Linked DNA regions of Mus musculus: regions 1, 2, 3, 4 and 5 are each linked to region 6. Evidence: chromatin loops called from intact Hi-C (ENCODE). Cell type or tissue: left cerebral cortex. All regions are shown on one strand. Region 1 overlaps Ank2 (ankyrin 2, brain). Region 2 holds the start of Ank2 (ankyrin 2, brain). Region 3 overlaps Ank2 (ankyrin 2, brain). Region 4 overlaps Ank2 (ankyrin 2, brain). Region 5 overlaps Ank2 (ankyrin 2, brain). Region 6 holds the start of Larp7 (La ribonucleoprotein domain family, member 7).

Region 1 (5,000 bases), 370 kb after region 6:
GAATTTGTGTTTATACCTGTGGCTGATTCTATATCTGTTGAATCTGGACAAGTACCAGGCAAGAGAGACTGGATTACGCCTCAAATTAACTGTATAACCTCTAAGATTGACTACATTATGTATTTTACTTCCCTTCATCCATTGCCAGTAACTAAAGTTTAATTATGGGCAAATTAACTTGATATCATCATTTAGTTGCATATAAAAGAGAGATAATAGTGTCTACTTCATATTATTGCAAGAAAGTAAAAAACAATGTATATTAAGTACCGAAGACATGGATAATAACTGTGTTCAGTGGTTACTTTAATTATGGTTTCTCTGTGTATGGCGTTATCCTATAGATTGAATGACAAATGGGTTAAGACATCGCTCTTGGGTTGGATAGATGGCTCAGAGATTAAGAGCCCTGTCTGCTCTTCCAGAGGTCCTGAGTTCAATTCCAAGCAACCACATCATGGCTCATAACCTTCTATAATGAGATCTGGTGCCCTCTAGTGACCTACAGTCATACATGCAGGCAGAACATTGTATACATAATAAATAAATATTAAAAGAAAGAATTTGCTCTCAAATATACAGATACATACACTTGGTTTTTAAAACTCCAGAAGACAAGATTTCTAAGATGACTTAAAGAGTCCAACCGAACAGCTACTGGTGCTGGATTCAACCAGCCATATTCCTTCACAGTTCTTCTGCCCCTGTGTTGCTCATTTAACGACTTGAGATTTTTGTGGCTGCTATATGACACATACGATGCTTGGGCTTCCTTTAGTACCCTTATAGATTGCTAGATAAGTAACGGTCAGGTACTGTGCACACTATCCGAATGTGTGAGAGCAGGGAGGCAGGGTCAGGTCGCCTGAGGTTTCAGATCCCTAGACTGGAGACATTTAGAAGATCAGGAAAATAGTTCAGATTACTATCTTTCTGTTTTAGCCACAGAAACATACCCAAATAGCCCTAAACAGTTCTAACCCAGAACCCGTTTTCCTTCAGGAAGCAATTGCTTATTTGAAAACCTGGTCAGTGTGTAACAAAGCTGGCTGTGTATTAGAGCTCCAGACAAGGGTTGGATGTGGTGGGGCTCACCTGTAATCACAGCATGCAGGAGGCCGAGGCAGAAGCATTTTGAGTACAGGGCCTCCATGGGCAACTTGTGGACTTCAGTAGCATCCTGGCATAGATATTGAGACCCTATCTCGAGAAATAATAGTTTAAAAAATGTTCAAGAAGACTCCGCTATTGTTTTTTTCTGCTAAGCCACCTTTCTGTTTGGTACAGAGGCGCCCTTGGTGACTGATGGAGGACAAAGGACAGCTCCTTACAGGGTAGAGAGAGGAATTTCACTCTCTCAACTCTTCATTTAAAACTTCTCTGAAGAAACTGGGGATAGACCTCCCAGGGTCAGGCTCTTCCAGCAAGCAGGAAGCCCTGGTTTCCTTCCCTAGCACTACATGAAAGGGGTGACAGTAGGTGCCTGTCATCCCAGCACCAGGGAGGTAGGGGCAGGAGGATTAGAACTTCAGGAGGATTAGAACTTCAGGGTCATCCTCAGTCACATAGTAGCTTTGGGGCTAACCTGGGATACATTATGACCTGGTCTCAAAAATAAAATAAACCAAAATAAAAAAAAATCACTGAAATTTGATTCTTTTCTTTTTTGGTAGTAGAGCTCAAAGCACTGACTCTATGATATCTATGATAACCAAGAACTTGATAATTCTTTGTCTGGAAATCTGCCCCAATTTCCAGGTACCTTGAACTTGATTGCATTAAGTTGCTTTTAAAAATAGGAAATCTCCTTGGGCCTTTCTCCCCTCGCTGTGTTTTGTTTCTCATTATTGGTGATGATAAATTTCCTTAGTGAGCACGCAGCCAACACACTGAATAAATATTTAAATTGAGTTGCATATTAAAGTGGATGTAAATTAAGTTAGGCAAATTTTCCCTTCCGTATATATGTCTGAAAATCACATCCTGCAGAGGAGGCTAGTCATTTTTTAAAATGAAGGGAGAAAGAGAAGAAGGGAGCAGTTTCTTAAAAACTGGGGAGCACTGTTTTGCTTAAGCATTGGTTTCATAAATAGATAACAGCCTTTCTTATCAACACATCTCTGAAACAAAGACTCTTAAGTCATTAGGAAAGAGACGGTCTCAAGAGAACCAAGCCCACATAATAAGAATTATAAATGTGGTCACAGATCTAAAGGGAGAGCTTTGGTTACAGATTCAAAATAATTATTTCCAGCGTTAAGAGGACCAGAAGGAATTTGCTGCAGTTAGGAGGAGCCTATAGCTACTGTAAAGTTAAAGCTGCTTACTCTTGTGTTTACATGTTTTATAAGATGTAGCTGACATAGATATGCAGAGGACACTATATTAAATATAGTGTACAATTTGATAAGCTTTGACATATGCACAGACCATAAATCCATCACTATATTCAAGATAAGAACCATATTTAGTTATCTTGGGATGGATAGATGTGTTTAATCAGAAGGGAGTGTCAGAATTAATGCCATCTTCTCCCAGCCAAACTCTGTCCTTGTGCTGAACTTTAAGATGTAGGGTAGATTTGTATATGTTTATTTATGCTTATTCAAGAAATATTGTTTTGTTGCTGTAGTTCGGAGTGGGGGAGTTGTTTTGTTTTAAAATGTAGGGTGTGGCTGGGATGCATACTGCAGTGTGACTGCCCTCCAGTGGTGACTTTGAAGAATAGCAACTCTGCTGCTTCCCAAAGCTACAGTAGAAAACCAAAAGCACAAGCCACACATTTAATTAGTGGGGGGTTGATGGAATGGACCGTTAGCTCTCCCATTAAGGGACGTGGGATCTGCCTCGCTTGTCTTGGGTTGTCCTAGATGGGAGGAGCATTCTGAGACTGATGGTGCTTTAATGCACACATTGGCCAGGATTTTCCTCACAGATAACACACAGGTCTATATTGCTTTTCTTTCTTTCTTTCTTTCTTTCTTTCTTTCTTTCTTTCTTTCTTTCTTTCTTTCTTTCTTTCTTTCTTTCTTTCTTTCTTTCTTTCTTTCTTTCTAAATAATTTAATGGCAAAGAACTTACAAAGAAAAACTGCGCAGTGCAATTAGCCAGACTCAACATTTATGCATTTCAGTGAGTTCAATACATTTAGAACAGCCGTTCTGAAGCTGTGTTGCTTCACACTGGACTTCAGCTTCAGCAGCAATACTTTTATGCACTTATTCAATTTTCTATGAAAAGAGGTCGATTTCTCTCTGTTGTTTCTGCAGGATTGATATGTCAAAAATTCATTTTGCTATCCTTTCTGATGTGTGCCTTTCTCTTATAGGTTTGCCTAAATATTCCAGGAACTCTTACATTATACAAATGGAAATTGTACTGGAGAATTGTACATGAAATTGTACATAAAATGGAATTTTCAGTTTTCTTGGATTCTAATGCAAAGCTATTCTAATGTGAGGCTGAGTGGTGAGAGAATTACCTGTGGTCAGCATCAGACAGAAAGGCAGGAAGTGCTCCGATCTTGAGCTCTGAATGTTCGAGCATATCTGTTCACACTGCTAGTCCAGTGTTATCCTCAGTAAAGGAAAGAGAGACCTCTTCAGTGTGATGAGAACCACGCAAAAAGCCCAGGTTAGAATAAGTGAAACAAACATGTGCTCTCAGTTTATTATATTTACCAAGATGCTTCAAATACTTGTATTGGTCAGGACCAATTTTGAGATAGATATGACAAATTTTAGCACTAAATTTTCTTAAACCTTCTAGCCCACCTCTTTCCTAGCCTGCTCCTCCCCCTGCCCGTAATCTTTACTCTCTGCCTCAGTTTCTGGTGTAGATATGTATGCCATGCTTCTCACTGTCTATGCATGGTTCTAGTTATATTCTCTTACAGGTTTTGTATGTGCCGCTTTATAATATGGTGTTTCAGGCAGTGAAAGATGGAATCAGTACGTGAGAGTAGTTAACTCATAAAGAAAAGAGGTTCTTTTAGCTCACTGTTCTGGAAGGCTAGGAGCACGGTGCAGGTCTGCTGGCTCCTGGCGAAATCTGCATGCTCCTACATGAATAGCAGAGAAGTTTCTACATGTTTCCACATGCAGAGGAGATCATATATGAGTAACGAAGCCAGAGAGCCAGTGAGAAAGTCTAACTCCCTTTGACTCACTAATACAGTCCCTTGACATAATAAGTTTGTTACTGGGAGAAGGGTGTTAACCCCCTTTATGTCCCCATTATCTCCTGAAGTTCCAAGACTCCCTAACACCGTTAGGTTGGTGAGCAATACTCCATATACATTCTTGTAGACTCCAGACTACTCAAAACATGCAGAAGTCCAAATTTTCTCAGACCTAACTTGCCTTAGGTATACACAAAATGGATTTAACACAGGCTTTCTCCCTCTGGAGAAGAGCTTGTTTTGGGAATGGCTCCATTCTCCACCCTGGTATTTTAGGGAGCCCTTCAGTTTCCCATGTGTTCATGTGTAAGACTGGATAGGTATCTCACCAGCTCTGTGCTGTGTCTGAGGAATCTCTCCTTTTCTTCCACTGCCCACTGCCCCATTACCAGGAGCAACTGAGTTCTCAGAACCTATGGCAGACTCATGTCATCTGACTGGAATTCACCTTCCCCATAGTACTGTGCCGACAGGTTGAGAAAACTGTCTTAACAGTCTACCCGTGCACCTTAAGGGGCTCATCTCAATTATAAAGTTACCAACTATGAAGAGCACTTGGCATAGGACAGGAGTTAAATAAATGCCTGTTGTAGCAGCCAGTCTTTCCTGTTTTATGAAGCAAACTGTGATGGCATGACCTCATGTGAATGTGGTCTTCACAGGGATTCAGAGGGACTGAAGACATGGGTCAGTAGTAACAGAGCACTGGCAAGCATGTGAGAGATCCTATGTTCAGATTTTTAAAAAGCAGTAAGCAAAATAAAAGGATAGCAATGGCCTCCTCAATCCCGAAAGGGCTTCTGGTATCCTCACTAATTCT
Region 2 (5,000 bases), 57 kb after region 6:
TGGACTCTGCCTTCAAGTCCTAGGTGAGCCTCAAAGGATAAACAAGTGAATACAAATCCCATCAAGAGGAGCAAAGTGCACAGAAGGGATGCAGTAAGGAAGATGGGAAAGGCAGGGCAGGCTGTCGTGTCCCAGACACGACATTTCTCTTTCTAGATCTGTTTCAAGCTGTGCAGTGCACAGGTGCGAACATGCAGCCCGGTTTTATGCTGTGTGTATTAGAATGTTGAGCCATGATGGTGGTGTGAATGAGAAGAATAGAGAAAATGCAGATATGATTGAACTGTAAAAATCAATAAGATCTACAGATGATCAAATTTGGGACCCAAGAGCATCAATAATTAGTGATATTTCTGAGGATTTGTCCATCTGGGTTGCAGGACCATTTGTGTCTTCTCATGGTAACCAGCTTGTCCCCTAGTCCCTCTGTGCAAGGATGCTCTTGGCTCAGTCTAACCGTGCTGGGACTCCAGGCACGGACCATGGAGCTCGGCTCTCTTTTGTTAAAGCTGGAGATATATCCGTGTGGAGATTCATAGGAAATGGAAAATAAATGGCAGGAGAGAGGACAACTCGTCTCATGAAAGTCATTTTGCTAGATTTTATTTATTTATTTGTTTGTTTGTTTGTTTATACATGGTCCCATGTACCACAAGCTGGCCTCGAACTCACTGTAGAGCCAAAGATGACCTTGAACTTCTGATTTTTCCATCTCTGCCTCCCAAGTACTGGGACGGCAGACATGCACAGCCACGCCTAGTTTATCCATAGCTGGGGATCGCACCCAAGGCTTCATTCATAGCAAGCAAATATGTGATATACTGAGCTACATTCCAGCTCTTGCTGCTATTAAAAACAAACAAATGAAATTTCCATCTCAGTGGGACATCACTAAAGAGGTACTTGGATGGCGATTTTCCCTACTCCTGGTAGTTCCAGCTTTATTCCAGGGAAGCAGCAACGCAAAGTAGGCCAGCCATCCCGCAGCACGCATGACTTGTGCCACAGCCATTGCGCCGGTCTGCTAAACCTGGTCCTTTGGGTCCCAACTCTTTCAGGATCTATGCAAGTGTTCAGGGTACCTTAGAGAAAAGGCAGCCAAGTCATCACCGGGAAGAGTAGCTGGAAGGCTCTTTCTCATCAAGGAAAAGGTGGGGAAGAGGAAACGCCCAAAGCGTGAAAGATACACAGATTGTGACATTTCACCCTCCTCAGTTCACATTGGACAGGAGCTAAGGTCACAGAGGTATTCCACATTCTGGTCACTTCATATAAATGACTTGTTCCTCATTGGGAGGGAGTGGTTGGAAGGACAAAGAATGCGCTAGAGGTGGGTGGGTGGCTCGCCCACGCGGACAGGAGATCTGGCGTGTAGCGGGTGTGAGAGTGAATGGGAGCGGAGCGGGCCCGCGCGGGGCAGGGAGGAGCAGCAGCCGGGCCTCCCGGGGGACGTCTCCCGGGCTGCGGGAGCGCAGCCGAGCTTCTTATCCCCACCCACCTCGCGAGCTCCGGCAGGCAGTGGTGCATATAGACATATTTCTGGGAGCTGTCCATGAGCTCATCGCTCTCCCGGCGCGCGGCGAAGGAAGAAGCCCTCCTCTTTCTCCCCGCGCCACCAGCAGCAGTCGCTTAGCGCTTGTCGCCGGCCCAGCCCGCAGCCCACTCGGCGCACCATGGCCCCACGGCACCTCGCGCAGAGGTAGGTGGGCTCGGGCAGCAGGTCTCCACGGGCGATCGCGGCCAAGGCCGACCTTCTGCGGTCGCCTAGAAGCACGCGGGTCCCCGGGTGAGCCCGAACGCCGCAGGCCGGGAGCGGAAGAGACGAGGACACGCGGGACAGCCGGACTTGACCGAGGGAAGGAGTTCCGAGAGCGTGGACATGGCTTCTCCCACCTCCCCTGGCCCGGAGGGAGGGGCCTGCACCCCGCAGAACCCCCCGCGGATCCGTCAGGTGGGTGCTGGGTGCCGGGGGGGGGGTTGTCCCCCAGGTCCTCGCCTCCCCCAAGGACCGGGACATCGACTTCAGGGGACAGGGGCTGGCCCCACAGGGAACCCATTCATGCGAGCTTGTGCACTTCGCCTGGCCCAGGAGTATTCCTGAAACCTTTTTCAACGTCCACTTTGCACTCACGCCCCCTCAACCCCCCAACCCCCACGCGCGCGCCTTCCTAAACCAGGCGTGTAACTTCTGTCCGTACACACTCAGGCACACCCGCAAACTGATCTCTCTGCGCTGCAAGGAGGCACACACCCAGCTGTCACATGACCCACTGCAGAGCTATACCGTTAGAAGCCACTCAGGGTGCTAGGATGGGGCTGTAGCCCTGAATGGAGTTTTCTTAGGACCTTTGCCAGGGGTGGCTGCAAATGCTGGCTTCTCACCCACAGGAGAGAAGGGACTTCAACTTTCAACACGGCTACCCCAACAACTGCAGTCATGTAGTGGTAGGGAAGGTATTCATGCTCGCCCTGCATCGATACTCACAGTTTGCCCAGCCCTCCAGCACCGCAACAAGGGCTTGCCCACTTGTCTGGCTGTTTGAATAAGTCCTATTTTTCTGTCTATGTTATATATACTTTAATAATTTTAAAAGGGAGTAGTGGTCCTCCGGCATGGCGGCCCACGCACTACAGAGGCTGAGGCTGGAGAGTCCATGTGAGTTTGAGGTCAGCCTGGTCTGCCTAGGAAATCCCAGGACAACTGGGGCTACATAGTTAAGACCCTATCTCTAAAAATTAAGTGTGGTGGGGGCTGACGGGGTTGGGAGCGTGGTACTCCACTCCCTAGTGGTCTGAGATTTCATGGCTAGGCTTTCTGCACCTGCCACCATAGCCAGGACCTCCTCCTCACTTAGCTCTTAGGTCCTCACAGTGGAAGGTTGCCCTCCTGCCTGTTCAGATGGCATTTTATTCTGAGATGTGATTTGCTAATGGCAAGGAAGGAACTACCAAAGAGAACTGGATTCCTATTTAGAAACAGAGTAACTATATAGTTACTATTAGACAGAAAGGTAATTCCCAACAGAAGGGAATGCTGTCTTTCCTAGTACTGTGAACTTTTTGAAGAACACTCAGAACCCCCTAATTTATGAATGGATGATAGGAAAATTTGGTTAACACTTAACAAGGTCTTTGTCTCATTTGGCCCCTGATATCTCTAGGTAGAGTTGCATTACGGTATACTCTTTTAATGGAGGTTTTAAATGTAATACCTAAAATTTAACGAGAATTTCTTTTTATGTCAGTCTGTTTCCAAAGGAATTGCTAGAGTTTGAAATCCTTATGGGGCCAGGATTCTAGTTTTATGATAGTATTTTAAATTGCACTTCAAGTTATTTTTTTCCCTTTGGAATTGTGAGAACAGGTATTAAATCTGGGTTAGAAGTAGTTATGCATGTAAGAATGAATATGATGCTACTGTTTGTCATGTAAGAGAAATCGCATGCTAAGCAAAAATCATTTTTATAACTGTATTGGCTAATTTTGTTATTATGTGCGTGTAACACTTAGATGCAAATATTTAGGAAGTAAAATGTTAAGTATACTAATTTAAATACAATATAAGCACACACAAATATTTCTGTGAAGCCTTATTCTATATTTAGAACACTTTTACTGACCTTAGATATACTAGGGATGAAAATAGTTACTTGGAAAAATTTGCCTGAAAGGTCACTGCTGTTTCATAAAGTGGATCCTTTACTGAGAAGACCTCATTAGGAGCTGTGCAAAATGACATAATGCTGTAACATCGGAAGTTACCATGATGTCCTCTGTGCAGGGTTTCGGTTTTTTTGACCTTCCAGTACTCTTCTTTGGTGATTGGTGCATTAATTTGCATAGGATGTAGAAATGGGTTGCCCAGATTGGTCATTGCCCTTTATCTGAAGTCAGGTAGAACTGAAACCTCTGGCTGCAGAGTAGAATCTCCTCTGTTTGTTTGCAAGTGATTCTCAAGAAATTAGAAACAGCAAAACAGAAGATATAGCTGGATCATCCAGCTACATGATGAGCTGTTGTATGTTCCAGTCACACTGTGTTGTAACTGTGTCACAGTTTCCGGGACACGTTTCTTTGTGTCCTTCATTCTTTATCAGGTGAATTCTGGGCTTAACTGGCTTAAAATATGAACCTTCTTCTCTTTCTGAGCTATATGGGGAGAAAAGCATAATTAAAAAGCACAGAAATCCAAAGGAGTCAGAATTATAGTTAAGCAAATTAATGTCGTTTAGTAATACACTCATTAATCATAATTTTAATATGTGTCGAAAATTCAGAAATAAAAATATTTTTCAAAAGTTCTGATGTGTATATAGCAAATAGAATTGGTAAATTAGTATGTTTCATTAGTAATTTGAGTGAAACTATGCTATGTTGCCCAGCAATGGTGCCTGACTTCAATCTCAGCACTCAGGAGGCAGAGGCAGGTAGATCTCTGAATTTAAGAGCCAACAAATCGAATTCCAGAATAGCCAGAAAGGTTTTCTACACAAAGAAAACCTGTCTCCAAACAAAACAAAAAAAAAAAAAAGAAAGGAAGAGAGAAAGAAAATGTGCTATGTTGAAATTCACTTGCTTGATATATATTCATTCATCAACTTTTCTCCTTTTTTTAAGTTAGAGAAATTCTTATGTTGTATTTTGGTCGTATTTCCCAGACTCCACTCCATTCTCTCTGGTTCTGTTGAAGATAGCGTTTCCCAGAGCCCAGGTGGCCTCCGACTTGGTTTATCGAGACAGGGTTTCTCTGTGTAGCTCTGGCTGTCCTGGAACTCACTCTATAGACCAGACTGGCCTCACACTAAGAGATCTGCCTGCCTCTGCCTCCCAAGTGATAAAAGTAAAGGCCTAACCCAAAGTATCATTTCTTAACCCTTTCTTTATGAGGTTAGAAAATGAATGAAAAATAAACACAGGGCTCATAATGTGTATGTTCCTTGTCCCAAGTCTTTAGGGGGCTCAAGCAGAAAGATCACAAGTCCAAGGCCAGCCTAGACAAC
Region 3 (5,000 bases), 100 kb after region 6:
TGCAAATGCTTAATTACTTGATAGTTTAATTCTATGCATATTCAATATCTCATTAGAGAGCATTAAACTTGCAAATTATAGAAAGAAAGTGCTAAGTTGGACTTAAATAATGACTTGTGGGATCATTTCGGAACGTGCATGACTTGTCTGTCCGTTTAAGAAAAACATTAAACAGAAAAAAAAATACTGGAGCAGAATCGTCCAGCTGAACCCGATTAAAGACGTAGACCCCAGCTCAAGGTCAATCTGTGAGTTTGTCAGGAGGGAGTCTGTCTGGCAGTGGCTCTACGTCTCTTCGAGCCAATGTTCTCCTTCATTGAATGGGAATAGTAATACTTTACCATGAATTACTCTTGCAACTTAGGTGGAATGTATAGTTAAAACACTTGCTAGGTTTCTTTTCTTTTCTCTTTTGAGACGGGGTGAGGGTGGGGGTGGGTGGGGTCTTTGTGCAGCCCGGACTGAACTGGAACTCACTGGGTAGACCAGACTTGGAGACTGGCCTTGGAACTCACAGAATTCACGCTTACTTTTGCATCTGGAGTTCTGGGATTGAAGGTGTGCACAACCACGCCCAGCAGCTGCTAATTTTAGAGCCTGAAAGCAGTTTAGAGTGGCTGTTTGAACTGAATTTTGGGCAACTGCTTAGCCATTTTGGAAGTTTAACTGGTCAGGACAATGCATTTTGCAGAGGTAGAAGATAGGCCTACAGTCCAATTTCTCAAAGCAAACTGGCGCCCATCCCTTCTGTCTGTGGTTGTCGTCTCTTTAATAGTCTCCTTTTGGCTCTCATGGAGCCATAGAACACTTCTGTTTACCTCTGCGAATCGTCCTTAGGACATTGTGGATTTTCTCGTTCCCCAAGTTTATATAGAATCCCTCCCTTAAAGGCTGACTTCCTGCCTAGCTCCGTTCCTGGGAGGAAACATAGTTGGTAGCTAAAAGTCCTCCAGGCCTTCAGGAGCACAGGTCCGCTCACCCAGATGTATCTCCCAACAATTTCTTTTACAGGGAACAAAAATCATTCCCTCCAGGCTCACAGACTTAATCTCGAGGGAATTTCCTGTATCTCTCCTTCAGTCTTCCCGACTCCACTCTCCTCAGCTCCCTTTAATGCCACTAATGGAAAGCCCGTGCACAGCGGCAGCAAGGCACAGCTGCAGCTCAGAAGCCAGAACTGAGATCTGTGTATCTCAGTCTTTGTTGTTGTTGTTTTTTCAAGACAGGGTTTCTCTGAATAGCCCTGGATGTCCTGGGGCTCACTTTGTAGACCAGGCTGGCCTCGAACTCAGAAATCCGCCTGCCTTTGCTTTCCGAGTGCTGGGATTAAAGGCGTGCGCCACCACGCCCGGCTTGTATCTCAGTCTTAAGCGAACCCCGGGCTGGAAAGATGGCTCAGAGGTTTAAGAGCACTTACCACTCTGACTGAGGATTTGAGTTCAATAGCTAGCAACCCACATGAGGGGCTCACAATCACTCCAGCTCCAGGGGATGCGATGCCCTCTTCTGGTCTTTGAGAGTATCTGGCATGTACATGTGCGGCCACATGCAGCTGCACATACATGGACACATAAATAAAACAGAAAGCATTAAAAAAAAAATCTCATTTAGGTCATGGCAGTCGCAACCCCGTCTGGGAGGTGGGGGCAAAGCTGAAATTTAAATACACTTTTGCTTTTTTTTCCCCCGCTGGAAATTATGTTTCTTCTGACTCCTGGTATTTCACAGTCAGTCTCTTCACTGGAAATCCCAAGACTCCGCTCTGGTTTCTTGTTTGGGACCAGGTCCCCATTTCAGCTCTAAATTAAAATAGCGACCAGGCCACAGAAACCAGGTGCAGTGGCCGACATCTGGGTACTGTGTGCTCTACTGATAGCACTTGGGTAGTGAAGGACCAAGATGGAGATCCAGGAAGTCAGAGTCACAGTGACTCTGAGGCCAGCCTACATTACCAAGACCCCGTCTCTACTCCAACCCTCCCCAACAATTTAAAGAATGTGTGAGTGGGGCTGGAGAGATGGCTCGGTGATAAGTGCTTGTCTGGCACGCACAGTGCACTGAATCTTCCCCGGCATCGCAAAAACAGACTGGCACACGAGTTAGGTGCACCTAGGACAGCAGATTCATGTTGGGGAAGACAGACAGCAGACCCTGGCGCAATCTGACTGCATTACATGAATGCTCACAGGAATTAGAACACTTCTGGTCCTGAACTTACAAAATAAGGAAGGGGGCCAGCTTAATAAAACCAAGCAACTGAAAAGGTCATTAAGACTAGGTGTGTACACCTTTTATTACAGCACATAAAACATATTTAGAGCCGTGGGTCTTGCCTTGGGGGTAGCAGACAGTTCTCATAGGTCATGATAGAGTGACTTCTGTTGTATCAGATTCTTGGAATTATACTTTTTTTCTTCCCTCCACATTTTGCTAAAAGCCAGGAGATCAAATTCACTTCTTCTTGAAGACTCAGATCAGCTAGGATAATTCCCAAACCAGGTTTGGAAAGTAGCGTTTATTAGGTCTTTGTGGATCCTGGGAATTTGTAATGTTGGAATGGAGACCCTTCATTCTAGTTCATTTTATGTTCAGTTGCATAGAGCCTCAAGGCAGCGGGAGCAGGGGGTGGTGCTGCCCCCTAGGGGAATTTAGGGGAATGAGTGACACCTCGAGCTGTCCTGTCTCTCTGCATTTGGGTTAGAATTTACACTCTTGGCTTTCCTGGATTTTTCCAGCTTGCAGATGAAAATTTCTGGGGTATAGGCTTCATAGTCACACAATCCCATTCCAGTTTCTTCATATGTACAGCCATGTATGCATTTCCTACTGATTTTATTTCTCTAGAGAACTGAGAACAACCCAACATTCCTGGATGACTACAGCAGTTTACACTAGGTTTTCTTTCCTTTTCTATCAGTGCTGTATGAACTAACAACAGGTAGTTAATTTCTCCCTTCTCACCCTTCTGTCTCTCTCTCCCCCTCTCCCCTTTCCTTTTCCTTCTTTCCCCTCTGCCAATTTGTCTTCCCACCACCTCCATCTGACTCAGCCCCCCTGACTTGTGCAGACATAAGGTTGGTTGTGAATATTTATGTTTCTGTGCTCTTTGCCCATTTACCAATGGGCAGAACATCAGAAATCATCCTAACTGCCTTCGCTCCGTTCTCCATATCCCTGGTGAGTAGGTGATACTGAGGGGGATTCCCAGGGAACACGTCGGGGCACCGATCTGGAGATCTGGAAGGCCCAGGACTGGGAACAGATGATGGAGAGCCATCCTGGGTTGTTGCAATGTCACTGGAGGAGCATTGGCTGAAGGGACATCGTCTGTGTCTCAGTGTCCTGTGTTTCCGTTGGAGTTCCTCTTTGCTGATGCCACACAATGCTGTTTACACCTCAGACTTCTGGTAGGATGGTAGCACGTGGCATGGACCCATTCCCAAATGGACAAAACCCTGGGCAGCTCATTGCTTTAGCCCTATCTTGGTGGTGTTAGGCACACTGGAGCCTGAAGCCCATCAGAGTGGAGTGAGCAAGTGACTCATCCAATTGCAGCATCTTCTTTTAGCAATTATTTATTTTTACAAGTGCGTATTAATTGTGTGGAAAATGAGTTTTCTGTACACTGCCTTCTTTCGTCTGTGGCCCAGAGATACAGGAGATGAATGCCAATGTGCCCTCTCAGACAGTACAGGGCAGGGTGATTGGAAAGTGGTTCACGCCAGCAGAAGGCGAAGCTGAAAGGACCGTGGAGGGGGACCACTGAGAGTCCTTTGGGGTCTGAGCAGAGACTATCTCATTGGCATTGTGTCCTGGAAGGATATAAATACTTATAATGAGCCAGGGGCTTGATACATTTGTGGGTGTCCATAAATGTTTGATTTTGTTTTATTCTCCTGCATTTGATTTAGACTCTTGGAGCTTCTTTCTAGATCACAAGGTCTCCCTGGGTAGCCCTGGCTATCCCAGAATGCTCTGTGTAGACCTGACTGGCTTGAGTCACAGAGATCCACCTGCCTCTGCATCCAGAGAACGGGGATAAAAGGTGTACACCACCACCGCTGGCCACAGAACGCACTTTTTTTTTTGAACCAAGAAGACATGGCCTGTTTTAATCAAGATGTCAAAAACACAAAGCAAAGATACATAAGAAAAAAACTATAATGGAATACAGAACATATCTACAAAGACAAATATGCGACAATAATTTCAGATTTCTCATCAGCAATTTTTTTCCTTTTTTTCCCCTTTTTTATTAGGTATTTAGCTCATTTACATTTCCAATGCTATACCAAAAGTCATCTCAAGTCATCATTCATTACCTTTACTGCTGTTTTTCAAACAGTTGGATGACTCTTCCTGGGAAGATTTAAAGAAAACATCTGTTTCTTTGAGACGGAGAGGACATTGACGGACAAAAAAAGGATTCTCTCCAGGGCCAGTACAGGGAAGCAGTGAGTTTAGTGGAGTTACTCACAGAACATGGGTGACTCAGAAAAGTGCCACCTCAGATGCTGCTTGCCTCTTACTTAGTGGCCTTTGGAATCCAGGAGCATGATGAGCCCACGGGCATCTCACTGTCCTGTGAGCCTGGAGTCTTGTGACTCACCCATCTCCGTCTACCAGGAAGTGACAAAAGCCCTGATCTCTTGAGCATCTTTTGTGGGTCATCATAGCAGCTCTGTTTCAAGACTGTGATGATCATGTGCAACCCAGATACAGTACACTGTAGCTGTCTTCTGAGGCATCAGAAGAGGGTGTCATATCTCATTACAGGTGGTTGTGAGCCACCATGTGGTTGCTGGGATTTGAACTCAGGACCTTCAGAAGAGCAGTCAGTGCTCTTACCCACTGAGCCATCTTTCTAGCCCAGGAAAGCAATTTTTAAGAAAGGGCGCTAGCTCATAAAAGTATGTCAGCTGGGTTATTTGTTTGCTAGTTTAGGGACTAGTTTGTCATGCAAGAGGGCCTCTCAAATAACCACTCAGTGCATTGTGGCC
Region 4 (5,000 bases), 230 kb after region 6:
GTTGAGCTATGCCAAGAATATATGGGGAAGGAAGAATTTGATGGACTGATCTCATTCCTCCAGGATCAGCTGACAGGAGCTGTTGCTAGCTGTCTGCGCACTAGAGTGCCGTGTAGCCTCCTGTAGGCCTCGAGCAGTTGTTTGATTCTCTTTCTGGGTTGTATCTGAACCACCTAGATGGAGATGTTTCTTGATAGAGAACTGGTGACAATGAAGAAACACATCTCCTTAGAAATGCTAATAAATGTTCCAGTTGATGCACAGTTAACGTCCGTCTTGAAAGAAGGAAAAACCTAAATGTTGTATTTATTGGCTTACCAAATTCAGTATCAGCCTATTTTGCTTATATTAGCAAAATCAGCCTGGAACTTGGCATCGATGGCCATTTATATTTAAATCTACTCTTCATACCAGCCTTTGAAATAGTTTCTTATATACCTCTTGCAGGAAAGCCCAGAACTGCAATTGTATGAGGCAAATGCTCAACCACTGAGTTACATTTGTAGCCTCCTTTTTAATGAATTTTCACATTTTATTGATCTTCTCATTAGTCAGTTAGCTATGTGAAATCTTGGACTTGTCTTATGCTGGTGTGATAATCATGGGCTTTCTATTTCGGGAATGATGCTTTCATTTACACATCCATGGCTTTGGTTAGTTTTGGGGATGGGTTTTTATGGGAGAACTCTTTCTGTGCCTGCTGTTCTTTAAGATGGAGATCACTTCTCACTCATCACTCCATGCTGCCGGAACTGGAGGTGTGACTCCATAAGCTCCTCAGCTTATACCAAGGCTGCATCCCAATAAACCAGTGGTTCTCAGCCTTCCTGATGCTGTGACTCTTTGATAGATAAATAATACATAAATGTGGATGGTGCTGACCTCCAGCCATAAAATTATTTTCCTTGCAACTTCATAACTGCTACTGTTACGGATCATAATGTAAATGTCTGTGTTCTCCTATGATCTTAGGTGACAAAAGGGTCATTTCGTTCCACCCCCAAAGCCGGTCAGAGCCCTACAGGTTGAGAACTACTGCAATAAACTCATCACAAAAAACAGTCCTAAGGGTGTTTGTCAGCTGCACTATACATTACTGCCACAAAATACCCGATGGAGGCACTTTAAGGAAGAAAATGCTTATTTGGGCTCAAAGTTTCAGAGAAATTCAGTCCTTGAAGGGAAAAACATGGCCGAACTCAAGGCTGTAGGAGCTGTGTCCAGAAGTTCTCTAGTCTAAATGGACCAGGAAGCAAACAGAGCAGAGGCAGAGCCAGGTGTATGCCATTCAAAAGCTCGTGAGCTACTTCTGCACACCCCTACCTCCTCAAGGCTCTCCTGCTCTCAAACCAGGACCGAGAACCAGCGACTGAGGGTTCAAAAAATATGAGCCGATGGGAAACAGTTTAGATTCAAGCCATAACTGTGGAAAACATATTTGATATATTTTAAAGCATTTAGTTACATTTTCAAACATGGTAGCCTAGCAAGCCTACCTTATAAACAGAACACTCACTTTGGCTTAAGAGTTGAGTGCAATCATCTAATTTTAATAAAGTGGGTTTCTAAATACTATACAGAAAATAAGAAACACATTGGCTAAATAATTACAGTCTCACACTGTTGCAGAGTTGAAACATTGTTTATGTGAAGTCATCCCACGTTGGGGACTTTGGACAGAGCCTCCTTGACCAGCCTGCTTCTTTCAGAAGCTGACGATGCTCTGCGAAGTTACTCTGCTCTCACGACATGAAAAACCAGAACAAAATTGTAAATTTTATATCGTGCCAATTGGAGACTTGTTGATAAAAGTCGAGCGCATTTCAGATATCGATTGCATCAGAGCCATGCTGCTTTTGATTGTATCGGAGTCGCCCTGCTATCTATTGATCCAGTCATAGCTGAGCTGGCAGGAATCTATTGCATCATAGTTACACTGCCACCTTCTGCTTAACTAAAGTCATAAGCCCCATGGCATTTTTTTCTAGAAACATCCCTCTCCACAACAGCAGGATCTGTCACACTTATGTGTAATGTGTGATGCTGGTGGTGATGGTGGTGGTGGTGGTGATGATGATGATGACTGCTGGCTGTGTAAGTGTGTGACTTTGTCCTTGAGATCATTCAAACACATCCTCACTTGTTTTCCAGGCCAACAAACTTTCTCATAGCAAAAAATCAGAGCGAGTCAAGGCTGTCTCCAGACACTCTTACACTTAACTAGGAAGGTCCCTGCTGAGCCATTACCCTATAAGGTCTATTGGCATTTTCTGATTTTTTTCCCAATAGCCCATTATGCTTATCTTGTTTAAAAAATGTGAAAAAAAAAGAAGAAATTGACATGTATCCTTTTGGAAAGCATCAGGAAAAAATAAACCATTTTCAATGTGTGGAATCATCTGCGTTCATTCATTTATTGTGGTTTAAAACACTGATTATGGGGCTGTAAGATGGCCTACCCAGTGAAAGTGCTTGACCCACACGCACAACAACCTGAGCTTGATCCCAGAGCCCACAGTGGAAGGAGAAAACAGATTCGTTTCGTGCCAGTGGCCTCTGACTTCCACACAGTACACACTACACATACATGAAACACACACACATATACACACAGTAAAAATAATAATAAAAATATGAAAAGGTCTCCTCTAAATAATGATTATAATAACATTTTTTAAAATACTGCAAATAGAGAGAAAAGAGTGTTATTCTGTACTCAACCTTCTAACAGCTGTTTCTTATATTTATGTATTTAAACTTTATTTTGTGGCTGTGAGGACTGGACATATGCCTTATAAGTTTCTTCTTTTTAAATCATGATTTAAATTAATCATGAAGTTTGCATATTCTTCTTGTTCCAGATCGTTGTTTTTGCTTTTGGTTTTCTTGAGACAAAGTCTTACATAGCATAGGCTGGCTTTGAACTTACTATGATGCTGAGGGTGGCCTTGAACTCCTAATCCTTTACCTCTCCAGTGCCTTATTTATAAGTGTTATTATACACAGCTGAAGTAATAATTGTCCAAACAAGTCCATTTTATTTTCCTGTTGGTGTAATTGGGAAATAGTGTAAATAGAAAAAAATGTCATTTCATTAGCTCTAGTTATTAAACACATACACACAGAGATTGCTATAAATTTCCATTTTTCATTCATAAAATGCACATTTTTTTCTTCAAAGATGGAACTTTTTGGACATAGCAATTGTTAGGGGTTGTATCGGGTTCTCCCTGGAGTTGGTATGTTTGAGTCTTAGTCGCTGGTGTGTCAGAAGGCAAGAGTACTTGGAGATGGCTTTCCAAGTACCCAGAGGGTATTATATAAATGAAGCCATCATGGTCAGTCCTGATCCCATACATTGGTGTCTTTAAACAAAGTAGACACTGGATGCAGAAACGTAGAGAAAAGGAGAGGAGAGGGGAGGGGAGGGGAGGGGAGGGGAGGGGAGGGGAGGGGAGGGGAGGGGAGGGGAGGGGAGGGGAGGAGAGGAGAGGAGAGGAGAGGAGAGGAGAGGAGAGGAGAGGAGAGGAGAGGAGAGGAGAGGAGAGGAGAGGAGAGGAGAGGAGACCACATGGTGTTAAGGAGATGACAAGTAGGGCCCTGGAAGAAGCCAACTTCACCAGCATCACATTCCTCAACTCTGAGCCTCCAGGATAGTGAGAAAACAACTATCGGTTGTTTAAAGCATTTTTTTTACAAACAGGAATGATAGGAGGGCAAGCACATAGGCTGCAGTCCATAAATAGGTTAATGTATCCTTCCTGGTCAAATTTATTCAGGCCCCTCCTCCAAAGTCCTGTTTCCAGGAAGTGTCTAATCTGTGCCATCGTGGCCAGTTTCAGGCTGACTCGTGTTGTAGTTGCTACTTAGACACAAGTGTATTCTAACACAGGCTTGCCAAGAAGAGAGTAAGATGCCTTCAGAACTCTGAAAAGGTGAAGAAACGACAAGAGCCACAGGGCAGAGATGCTCCTGAGCTAGTCGGCTTGCGGTGACAAATGCTCATCCTACTCTGGAGGGGTTCATTCTGCTGTCCTGTTCGCGTGCCCTCTTGTACATTAGTCTCTCCTTGGCTTCTGTCATGGGCCAGCTGCCCATGCTAATTGTTTCCTAAGAAATTGTCTGCCTCTTGACCTCAAGTGACTGGTCTTCAGGTGAATGCAGAGACAAACTCGGTCTGGATTACAGTGGGCAACGTTCCCGTCTTCCTTGTGGTTCTTCTAGACCTAGCGGTCTGTGCTGAGATTTAGACTTCTTTCTGTCTTTTGAGGAGCATAGACTGAACCATATTCTTCTATTAGGGTTGGGCTGCTCTGGTAGCCTTTGCTCCCTCGCTCTCAGTAAGTGGCGAGCTTTTTAAAGGCTAGGAAAGACTTTTCTGTACCAAGGGCACGTGTGGCTGCCCAGTGAAGAGACAGAGATGGGTCTCTGACTTGTAGATTGCAATGTCTTTGAATGACAATCTTGGTTTTTGATAGATAAATGAACATTATTCCTAGTCTCATATAAAAAAATTGGTGAGTGGGCTTTGTTAAAGTGCAGAGGATTTAGAGAGGTGTAAGATCCTATTAGAAATAAGAGATGCCTCCTTATAGTCCCCTTCCTGCTTGCTGAAAAAGATTGTGTAGGATCCGGGAGTAATTGCAGAGAGGTACAAGAATATATGTAAGGACAGCAGACAAGAATAACAAAGTATTTTTGGTTGTGAGCCTAGCCTTTAACGGCTGAGCCATAAACTTTATATGCCTCAGTACTGGGGAGTGCCAGAGCCAAGAAGTGGGAGTGGGTGGGTAGGGGATTTGGGGGGAGGGTCTGGGGGACTTTTGGGATAGCATTTGAAATGTAAATGGAGAAAATACCTAATTAAAAATTAATTAAAGAAAAAAAAAAGAATAACAAAGTAGCCGAGGACTGAGAAAGCTACCAGGGTTTGGCCGAGCTCACATGGAAGAAGACACAGCTGTTTCAAGGTTTCCAAGGTGTGGCTTACCAGGAAACCT
Region 5 (5,000 bases), 380 kb after region 6:
GACACATCAATTTAAAACGGAGGCTTTTACCGTCAGGATTTTAACAGTCAGCTGTCTAGAGTTGATAGTGTTGTCCACAGCGGACATTTCCATTAGTCATTTTTCATTGTGAAGCATGAATGCGCATCTAAGTGTTTATTAAGGTATAAAATAAGATTTGGATGTTTAAACTTACATTTCTATTATAATAAAACATTTTGGGTTTTAACCAACTAACTTTGTTCCTTTTTTTCTCCATGTGTCTCATTCTTTTAGGCAGTGTGTTTTAAAGTATAAAATAGTTTCCAGAAACTTAACTAGTTAACCCCGGGAACAGGTCAGAGGATAAACTTGTAGGTTATCATTCACCAGCCTGGCCCTGCAGTCGTAAGCTAAGAGATGTGTTAGTCAGCTTTCTTGTCAATCCCAAGGTAAGGTATGGAGAGGAAAGCTTTATCTGGATTCGTGATACTGGAGGGTTCTGTCTACGAAGTTGGCGCTGTTGCTTTAGGTCTATGGTGAGATGACACATCATGATCTCCTGCGACAGAAGCAGGCTGTTCACTCTGTGGCTGGGAAGCACAGAAGACAGAGGAGCAAGTGTTGTCCTGATAGCTTCTTCAAGGGCATCCCTCATGTATCTTGGCTCAGTTTTGAATATTCCAGCATCTCTCCATAGCACAAGCTGGAGATCAGGTACTCAACAGATGGACTGCTGGGGCCATTTATGACGCTAACGATAGAGCATACAATGCTTAATTAATGCTCTCTGTGGTAAATGCTGTATATAGTCTTTTTTAAGTGGTGTATGTGTGTGTGTGAGACAGACAGAGAGAGAGAGAGAGAGAGAGAGAGAGAGAGAGAGAGAGAGAGAGAGAGTTCAAGGGACATGTAACATTCTCAGGCTGAGAAATAAGGAGCAAATAAATAAAAACAGTTGTTCTTCTAATTTTACAAAGTACCCAGAACCCACATTATCAGAAAGAGATCTCACATTTCTTTGATAAGGAGAAAAGAAAACTGTAAAAATTCAAGTTTGAATATAAACAGAAAGAGATGGCAAAGAGAATAAAACAGAGCAAGCAAGCTATGACTTAAGATGGATAAAGGATAAGGGTAAGGAGCATAATTTTGCCAACAAGTGTAGCACCTCGGGACCCCTCCCGGCAGCATCTATTTACAATTAACAGAAGAAATGAAGCTAGACAGAACCTGTGAACTCAGCCGGTGGGGAGAAATGGTTCCAACAAAGAGATGCTAACACTGTCAGGTGAAGAACTCTAATGCAAGGTTGTCCCAGCTGACGGCCAGAACTTTGAACCCACGGGTGGGCAGGTGGTATCATTGTGTTCGGTTCAGTTATTGGTGGCTGATAAAAACCAAATCCATCCACTGGTGGAAATCTAGGGGATGGTTTTAACCCAGGGTGGGAATTAAGTCTTAACTGCAATGCATAACCCAGTTATTTGAACGTATTCCATGGTGGCTTGGCCCCACATTTTAGAAACTTGGAAAATAATTCCCTACTCATTTAGCAGATTTTCTAAGTGAGTACCATGCAGACCTCTGCTTTGAGAATTAGATAGTTAAAGGGACTAAACCAGGTAAGCCATGTTGATTGGTTTGGGAACGAAGTGCAAAGTAAGGGTTAAAATACTCAAGAAAATAGGTTTGTGAAATAACTATATATATAAAATAAACGTGCCCCAGATTGATTTGTATCACTGGAGATGTTGTCAGGAGCCTTGTTTTCCCACTTGTCTGATATAAGCACCAGGACTCGTGTGTGAGATGATTTATTTGTAGAGAATATTTCCCAACACTTAACATCTTCAGAAATTGTGTCTGTGTATGCAAATTAGGGGTCGAATATTTTTAGGGTAACTCTCCCATGATGTTTGGGCAATTTTTACTCTAAAGGAGTCTGTTCATATTATATTGCATATACATTTTAATGCACATGAAGCCTAATGTTATGTAGATTAGGGTACAGTCTAAGGTTGCATAAACAAGCTCTTTTTAAAATTAGTTGTAAATATTTTGATGTAACCTAAAATGAGGTCAAAGAAACCCTCAGTGGAGACATGACACCCAAGATCCTGTAACTACATGGCTGTGCTTCATTGTGTTTCAATTTCCCTTTTATATTTATATTATATATATGATATATATCATAAAAGAATCCCTTTAAACCTTAGGACACACTTAATTTCTCAAGCAAGATTTTAGAGCAGTTGAATTTTAATACCTTGCATCCAGTAGAGGGCTATCAACCTCTATTAATTTCTAAGAACTCAGTGATAGGCTGTACAGTGTATTCATCAATGTTCAGGTTTGTTTTCATCCAGGCCTTTCTATGAAGTTGGACAATCTGTAACTAAGACTCAGTACTTTTGAGTGGGAAGGAGTCACAAATCCACCTTTCCAGAAAGTTTCCCAACAAGTGGAGGGTATCAGGAACTTTCTGCTCTGATTTATCTAAAATCATCCTTCCAGATTTCATGTGAGCTCCCCTTGGATCAAGCAGTGAGCATTTTTCCTCCAGTCAAAGTCCTAAGGCTGTCCATGCAGACATGCCCATAAAGAGAGCAGTTTCTCCAGCCGGATTTTTATTTCAGCTGTATTTGTGGTTCAAAACACTTTGTGCTTTTGTTGTGATTTGGAGAAAAGCATCACTTTATTTCTAGTGTTATGAGGGGGAAAACATTTGAACTGATGCTCTTCACACTATCTCATAGAAGTCCACATGAAGCCTATGTGAAGGGTCCAGCTTCTGGTCTTTACTAAAACTAGAGGCTTTAGGACCAAGCATAGGAACAAAAAGGAGTTCTAGTTGCCTGATTCTTTGTCACTGTTTATAAAAGACCTTGTTCCAGAACCTTCCACTTGGAATTGCGCCTACTTGGTTGTCAAATGGCAATTGTTCTTTGCTTTGTTTTTGCACTCCAAACAAAGCTCTGTGACGTGACCCTGTATTGTGATTGAGGCTGGCTCTAAATCTCTGGTTCTGGAGCCCCTGATGTGCTGTGTATCTTAGGAGCTCTACTTTGTCAGGGCTGGTTAGTTTGCTTTCTCATTTATGTTCCCCCTGCTGTAAGACTCCTTCCACCATACTATGAGGGCAAGGTTATGGTGGGTTTACTCATTACTGGATAGTTTAAAGCAGCTGACTAACAGTCAGCAGTTTCTATACAAACTATTTTGGACCATGATTCTATCATGTTGCTGGCCCATTCATGGTGGGCTTTCCCCCCTTTTATGTCTCTATAGTCTCTCTCTCTCTTTCTCTCTCTCTCTTGCTCGCTCGCTCGCTCTAGATGTATATGTATACATACATATATGTATGTATATTTTCCCCTCAAACAATAATTGTTGTAGTTCCTACTTGCTGAGTACTTATCACATATACAAAGCATGTCGCTTCTGTTAGTAGACATTATCACCATTAATGGTAAAAGAAATTGAAGCTCACAAAGGACAGGAAATACTCCCAACATAGGGCTCAAGTTGAGATGCAAACTTCAAAGTCAAGACTCCCCATTGTATGAAGAAGCTCCTCATTTCATAATGAAATCAAAACTGTTTTGATCAATTAGTAGAAGGATGATGAAAAGGGAACATTATTAAAAAGATAAATATTTTAAAAAATAACATTATTTCAGGCCTAAGGATGTAGTTCAGTTGGTAGAGGGCTTACCTAGCATACAGAAAGCCCCAGGTTAGATCTCCAGCCATGTAAGATTAGGCACGGCTGTGCACTCTTACAGTGTCAGCACTCAGGGGATACAGACAGGAGGAATACAAGTTCATGATCATTCTAGGCTATGTTGTGAGTTCCAGGCCAGCCTGAGATACATGAGACCCTGTCTCAAAACAAATTACAGCAGTTTGGTTGATATAGTACCCATCCCTAGATCTTCTTGCTAGTTAGTTAGTGATGATTGAGATCAAGATCCTGATAGAAACACCTGATGTTTGAGAGTTTTCTACTGTTTACGGGTGTGGCATTGTCCTCTTTTTAGACAAACAATGACATATGTGTCTTACCTTGCCCCTTTTCTGGTTCATTATCTATTGAATTCAGCAAAAAGTATTAAGATATTTGGAAAATAATCTTATTGTAGAATTTCTGGATCTTTCTAATGGCTCTGCCTCAGTATTTTACAGTTCTATCTATACTCTGATTTCAATAGCATTATTAGGGAACTGAATTTAGTAAGTCCTTTGTATTTATTTTTCATTTGTACATTGATATTGTTTTTTCATGAAAACTTTAGAAACATTTTATTTATCCATGTATTTACATATGTGCACGAATACATGCACGCCTTGGCATATGTATGTAGGTCAGAGGACAAGCTGAGGAATTTGGTCCTCTCCTTCTACAGTCTGGGTCCAGGGATCGACCTGAGGTCAACAGGTTTGACAGCAAGCACCCTTACCTGGGGAGCCATTTTGAAAGCCCTTGAAACAAGAACATTTTTTACAGCTCGTATTTCATTAGATAACAGAAAATATATTTAACTTATGTAATTGAAATAAAAATGCAATGGAGATAAAAAGATTTTAAATAAACATGCCAGTCTCGTGGTAAACTATAACTTAATAGCGGGAGAAAAACACACACATACTATGTAGTAGTTCCCGAGCTTTAAGCTTTTACTGTGTCGACATTAGAGAAAATGGGGACACGTTGTTAGCCTGTTGACAAAGCCTTTGTTCTGTTTTCCTATAAATCTTAGTGGAAAGAGCCAAGTCATTTTCTGTGAAGACAGACTTGAAAGCTATCGTTATCAAAGTAGCTGAAACAGAAAAGGACTATACTGATTTTTTTTTAAAGTTTAGAAGACTAGGGTTTAAACATTGATTAGAGTTTCTACTTAAGGCAATCAAATTTATTTTTATTTTACATATAAAACTTACAGTTTTTGAAAACATTCTATTTTATTTATGTCTATCTATTAGATCTCAGTGAATTTTGAATTCCCAAAGGCTTAATGTCTCAATTTTGTATGAAAATT
Region 6 (5,000 bases):
TAAAGTAGCAACGAAAACAACTTTAAGGTTTGGGTCACACAACATGAGGAGCTAGAGTAAAGGTCACAGCATTAGGAAGGTGGAGAAGCACTGCTTTACAATGACAGAGAAGCAGAATACAGACACACTGTGAAGAGCCTTTACACGTTCACTTAGGAGCATGGATTTGATCTGAAGGCCATGACTGTCATTAGTATGTGCATGATATCATAACTCACAACCAAGTTTCTGTAATAGTTAATACTAAAAAAAGATTTAGTGGCTGAAGAGATGGCTCAGAGATTAAGAGCACTGGCTGCTTTTCCAGAGGTCCTAGTTCAGTTCCCAGCAACCACATGATGGCTCACAACCATTTGTAATGAGATGTGGTGCCCTCTCCTGGTGTGCAAGCATACATGCAGACAGAACACAGCATACATAATAAATAAATAAATCTTAAAAAAAATAAAAAAGATTTAGCTAGAGTCAGGTGGTTGCGGCACACGCCTTTCATACCAGCACTTGGGAGGCAGAGGCAAGGGGATATCTTGAGTTTGAGGTCAGCCTGCTCTACACAGTTCCAGGACAGCCAAGGCAACACAGAGATGATGTCTCAAAACAAAAACCTTAGCTAGAAAATGGGTCCCGGAGTGACATCTAAGTTCACGAATGACCCCTGCACTTTCAGCTGGGTAAGATGCTTCATCTGCACCCTCAGTTTGATCATCAGTAAAATCAGACAAAATGCTTAACTTGTAAGTTGTGCAAACACAATTAACATGCTGAAGCGTCATAGCCAGCTCATCGTGTTAACAATCAAACAAATTAAATAATGTTTACTTACTGAACTTTCTTAATGTACAATAAAACCGACATGAAAATGTCTTTTTTTTTAATATTTATTTATTTATTATATACTGTAGCTGTCTTCAGACACTTCAGAATAGGGAATCTCATTACAGATGGTTGTGAGCCACCATGTGGTTGCTGGGATGCTCTTAACTGCTGAGCCATCTCTCCAGCCCGAAAATGTCTTTTTGACATGGTTACATGTGGGCATAACGGACATTTTATTATCAACAGAGTTTTCTTAACGCCCAATCAAAAGTCAAAAACACAGCTGTTACAGGCTGCAATAACTGCTTGGTACTTACCTTATTGCCTAAGTGAGTGATCTTCAGAACTCCATCTTGCCACACTTTGGACTTCTTCATCTTTTGATGAGTATATAGGACCTTATTTCCAAAAATGAGGAAGACATCACTGCCAGTTACACATATTTAATACCATATAGTTTACAGGTCATATAAAAATAAGGCTGCCATTCTTTATCAAAATAATAACAGCACAGGAGTCATCACAATGCCACCGTCAGGGAAGAGCTGTAGCTCAACAATGAACTGCAGGCTTAGCATCATGAGGCCCTGAGTTTAACCCCAGCATAAAAAACGGGAAAAAACAAACAAACAAACAAACAAAACCAACCACGATTTTAAGGCTGGGCAGCACCAGTAGGTAAAGGAGAAAGGGCAAGTAAGAGTCTGTAAGTATCAGAGTGTGCTAAGCGCCACATCGTCAGTGGGGAGGAAGCCCAGCTCCCAGTTGCATACTGTTTCTTATTCACATAGCTCTCTGAGTACAGTCCAAAGTCTGACAGCTCCGCAACGCTCACAGCATCTGAGGTCAGAACAACTTCACACCGCTTTTAACTTTAGATTCCACCTCCGTCAGAGGAAGAATGCAGTTCCCAGCTGTTATATGTGGTGCTGGATTCAATTAGATTGAATACAGAAACAAGTGTGACAATCCAGCTGCATGTTACTACCTCAAATGTTAAATATAAAGAAAAAAAACAAAAAAACAAAAACAAAACCTGTCTAGCAATGCAAGTGGGAGGCAGAGGCAGGCGGATTTCTGAGTTCGAGGCCAGCCTGGTCTACAGAGTGAGTTCCAGGACAGCCAGGGCTACACAGAGAAACCCTGTCTTGAAAAACAAAAAAAAAAAAGAGGAGGAGGAGCAGAAGAGGAAGAAGACAACTTACAATAAACTCTTGACATTCCATTGTGTCTTCTGAGATTATAAACTAGTCAGGTCCAGAAAACAATCAGTTTTTAGTCAGCATTTATATCCTCTAAAATGAAAAACAGCAAAGAATGGTCAATCGACCCTGATAAAAAGAATAAATATCAAGTACAAACTTTTTCAATAAATCCTGACTGGAGACAGAAACCAAACAATTCCAAGACTATGAAGCCACCAAGAGAAACAAAACTGTATCTGTCATGGAGGACAGAACTGCGTGACACCACACAGGAAAATAAAGGTAAAACTCATAGTTACTAGAAATCTGTAAACATCTCTCCAGTGGCTTGCTATATACCAGAAAATGGATTGTTTTCCCTTCAACATGTACTGCTCCTTAGAACCCAACTTCAATTTTATTTTTCAAAATCATTATACTTACCACAAGATGGCCCCCTTGTGTCTTAAATTTTTCCTGCTAGCGTAATCCCTAGTTATCCAAGAACTAGTTTCAGGACCACAAATATTAACATCCGGCGCCAGCCACTTGAGTTCACATATAAAACGTCATAGTTGTTTCGCATATAATAGGAGCATGCACATATTTTCTAACATAAATAAGTTATCTCTAGATTACTTGTACCTAGTAGGTTGTAAATGATATGCAAACAGTGATTAAACTGCATTGTTCAAGAAATGGTAACAAGCCTGACTTGGTGGAACACAACTTTGATTCCAGTGCACAGGATGCACAGTCAGGTGGATCTGTGACTTCAAGGCAGCCTGGTTGCCTGTCTACCTATAGGGCTCCAGGACAGTCAGGACTAACTACATAGATAGACACTGTCTAAAAGGAAGAAATAAAAATGATAATTTAAAAATCTGTATGCTCAGTACTAACAACTTTTTTCTATTTCCCATCTATAACTGGCTGAATACAGATCCAGAAATTACAGGTACAGAGGGTTGACTATATACCCTAGTCAATATAGCACAACATCCTAGAGCCAAATATACAATATATAATTCCTCTGCAAGGAAAATTTTGTTCTTTCTTTTACCCAGTGCTAGGGGCTGACAAAAGGGACTATATGTAAACTAGGTAATAGTGCTTACATGCATCCAGTCCTTTATGTTTGTTTAAAATAGGATCTGACCATATTGCACAATCCCGTCCTAGCCTCTGGAAATAGCTGGGATATTACAAGCAATATGCCACCACACCCAGGAAGAAAAATCTCTTGGACAGTGCTGCAGCAGCCACTGTAACTACCATGTTAACTATAAGGTCAAATTTTGAAATCTTGAAATCGTCGATGGTGAACTGAATACAGATGCAAAAGCAGCACACATAAGCACACATATCTTCAAGTGGTTCCAGGGACATGACCTGACAATTAGTTAGCAATGAACATTTTAGGTCCTATTCTTTTAGGTCCTATTCTTGATCTATTACGTTAGGAAGTCCAGCTCTGGAGCCCAACAACAGTTTCTATCTGGCCCTCTGCAGTGATGAAAAACTGTCACAATAGCTCAGAACAGCACCGCTCAAACCAGGAAAGTTTCCAAACCACGAACGGCCTGCTAAACCACAAGGAACAGTACAGATCCCTAAAAGAAACATAGCTTCACTTGCCAAGCCTTGACACTTCAAGGTTTTGTATCACTAAATAATAATGGCCCCCTTGGTCCTATGTCAGCCCCTAAAACACCCACAACCGGGATGGGCCGCTATGGTGACCGCCTCACCCGGCACTCTAACGGCGCCTCGTGGGTCGCTTCCGTGGAGGCGAGTCAGTGTCCAGTGCTCTCCCAACCGCGCCAAGTCGCCCGGTCTGTCCACCCTTCTTGCCTAGAACACGGGAGAGAAAAGTCTCCACTTCACCGGCTCAATGACATAAACTCCACTTTCTAATTTCTCCCGCCAACTTAAGTGACGTCATCAAGCAGGGACGGTACCGCGGAGGCCCCGCCCGCCGCCGTTCGCAAACCACCAATGGAACTCCGCGTGCCAGCGCAGTCACCGCGTGGCTCCCGCCCCCGAGATGCTCCGCCTATGACGTCAGCAACGAACCCTGGGCCTCGGACCCGTCTTTCCGTAGCGGGCTGAGAGAAGCGCGTCGCTACTCGAATGACGCAAATTTCCGCCGACCGCAGGGGTCGGGAGAAGGAAAGCGTGGGAGAACACAAGCGCTGACCGTGGATCTGGGGACGAGCACGGAGTAAGTCACTACTGGCCTGCAGAGCCTCTCAGACCCGTAGAGGTGGGAACTCCTCTCAGTCGGGTCTCCTGAGGGCCACCCTCCATCCGCGGTCCGCCTCACCCCGCCCCCGTCGCCACTGTGCCGTTGGTTTGGCGCCGTGCGTTGTGCGCACGCGCAGTTCCCTGGCGGCCCCTGCTATTCGGAGCTCAGTACAGAGGGGGCGGGCCGAGCTTGGGGTTGGGGTGTTTGGGGCACGCCCGGCTGCGGGGGGGGGGGGGGGGGGGAGTCTGTGCGGAAGTAGGGTTGCTCAGAGGAACTGTGGGTGTTAGGCAGGTTGTCTTCCCAAAGGACATCAGTTGTGAGAACTTGCATTCTAAAGTTCAGTCTTTTCTTTTTGCTAGTCCCTCTATAGAAAAAGCCGTTGTAGAAGGGGCTAACAGTAATGAATTTAAGTTCTGAGTGCGTTTATGAGAAATTAAGGAGAAATATGAGTGGAGAGTTCATTGAGAATGGAAATCCTCAAGAAGTAAGACTGCCTTTTAGTAGTCTTTCGAAGCCGGGCGGTGGTGGGAAACCGAATGACTTCATAAAACATTCACACTAAAAGATTATTTGGAGCAAAGTTCCAGACCGCTAAAGGGTTTGCCGTGACTACAACTTTGGTTCTCAATCTTTTGGGTACTCTTCTTTTTGTTTAAAGCCTGGAAAATATTATTGTCGAGTTCCTTTGAAAATTTTACATGTACCTGTGGAAACATTTTGTATGTGATTTTACAAACAAAACCTTTGATTTA

Evidence for each region. Hi-C counts contacts between places; a loop is a spot of excess contacts. Peaks named below come from ENCODE experiments on the same cell type or tissue, not always from the same donor. Only the 100,000 strongest peaks of a DNase experiment are listed, where the experiment ranks them.
Region 1: a loop joins it to region 6, with 6 times the contacts of the local background. A loop is called at or near these places in 10 of 42 quality-filtered maps.
Region 2: it touches region 6 in a loop (3-fold over the local background); 4 of 42 quality-filtered maps call a loop at or near these places.
Region 3: it touches region 6 in a loop (5-fold over the local background); 33 of 42 quality-filtered maps call a loop at or near these places.
Region 4: it touches region 6 in a loop (5-fold over the local background); 28 of 42 quality-filtered maps call a loop at or near these places.
Region 5: it touches region 6 in a loop (3-fold over the local background); 9 of 42 quality-filtered maps call a loop at or near these places.

The regions. Positions count from the first base shown.
Region 1 is chr3:127,181,932-127,186,931 of GRCm38, reverse strand. The region is part of intron 1 of Ank2 (ankyrin 2, brain); the gene reads left to right. Among named protein-coding and RNA genes, the nearest start is that of Gm16958, 23 kb to the right of the region's middle. In left cerebral cortex, CTCF peaks have their summits at 501 (motif pointing left) and 2,709 (motif pointing left); a DNase peak (open chromatin) is centred at 2,694; H3K27ac peaks cover 755 bases.
Region 2 is chr3:127,495,619-127,500,618 of GRCm38, reverse strand. Ank2 (ankyrin 2, brain) reads left to right here and starts at 1,504. Exons shown (of 48, transcript NM_001327938.1): 1 at 1,504-1,951. The coding sequence starts at 1,880. In left cerebral cortex, no CTCF peak of the experiment used is centred here; DNase peaks (open chromatin) are centred at 1,046, 1,468 and 2,255; H3K4me3 peaks cover 2,320 bases; H3K27ac peaks cover 1,282 bases.
Region 3 is chr3:127,448,904-127,453,903 of GRCm38, reverse strand. All of the region lies in intron 1 of Ank2 (ankyrin 2, brain), which reads left to right. Among named protein-coding and RNA genes, the nearest start is that of Gm35535, 19 kb to the left of the region's middle. In left cerebral cortex, a CTCF peak has its summit at 2,630 (motif pointing left); DNase peaks (open chromatin) are centred at 1,389 and 2,636.
Region 4 is chr3:127,323,473-127,328,472 of GRCm38, reverse strand. All of the region lies in intron 1 of Ank2 (ankyrin 2, brain), which reads left to right. Among named protein-coding and RNA genes, the nearest start is that of Gm52631, 60 kb to the left of the region's middle. In left cerebral cortex, a CTCF peak has its summit at 1,940 (motif pointing left); DNase peaks (open chromatin) are centred at 49, 2,003, 4,253 and 4,599.
Region 5 is chr3:127,170,785-127,175,784 of GRCm38, reverse strand. The region is part of intron 1 of Ank2 (ankyrin 2, brain); the gene reads left to right. Among named protein-coding and RNA genes, the nearest start is that of Gm16958, 12 kb to the right of the region's middle. In left cerebral cortex, a CTCF peak has its summit at 2,220 (motif pointing right); a DNase peak (open chromatin) is centred at 2,922; H3K27ac peaks cover 1,295 bases.
Region 6 is chr3:127,552,407-127,557,406 of GRCm38, reverse strand. It overlaps Larp7 (La ribonucleoprotein domain family, member 7), which reads left to right and starts at 4,058. Exons shown (of 13, transcript NM_138593.2): 1 at 4,058-4,224. Zgrf1 (zinc finger, GRF-type containing 1) reads right to left here and starts at 3,918. Exons shown (of 26, transcript NM_197997.2): 1 at 3,752-3,918; 2 at 2,022-2,111; 3 at 1,134-1,214. The coding sequence starts at 2,042. In left cerebral cortex, CTCF peaks have their summits at 411 (motif pointing left), 2,461 (motif pointing right) and 4,440; DNase peaks (open chromatin) are centred at 3,228, 4,041, 4,345, 4,730 and 1 more place; H3K4me3 peaks cover 1,584 bases; H3K27ac peaks cover 822 bases.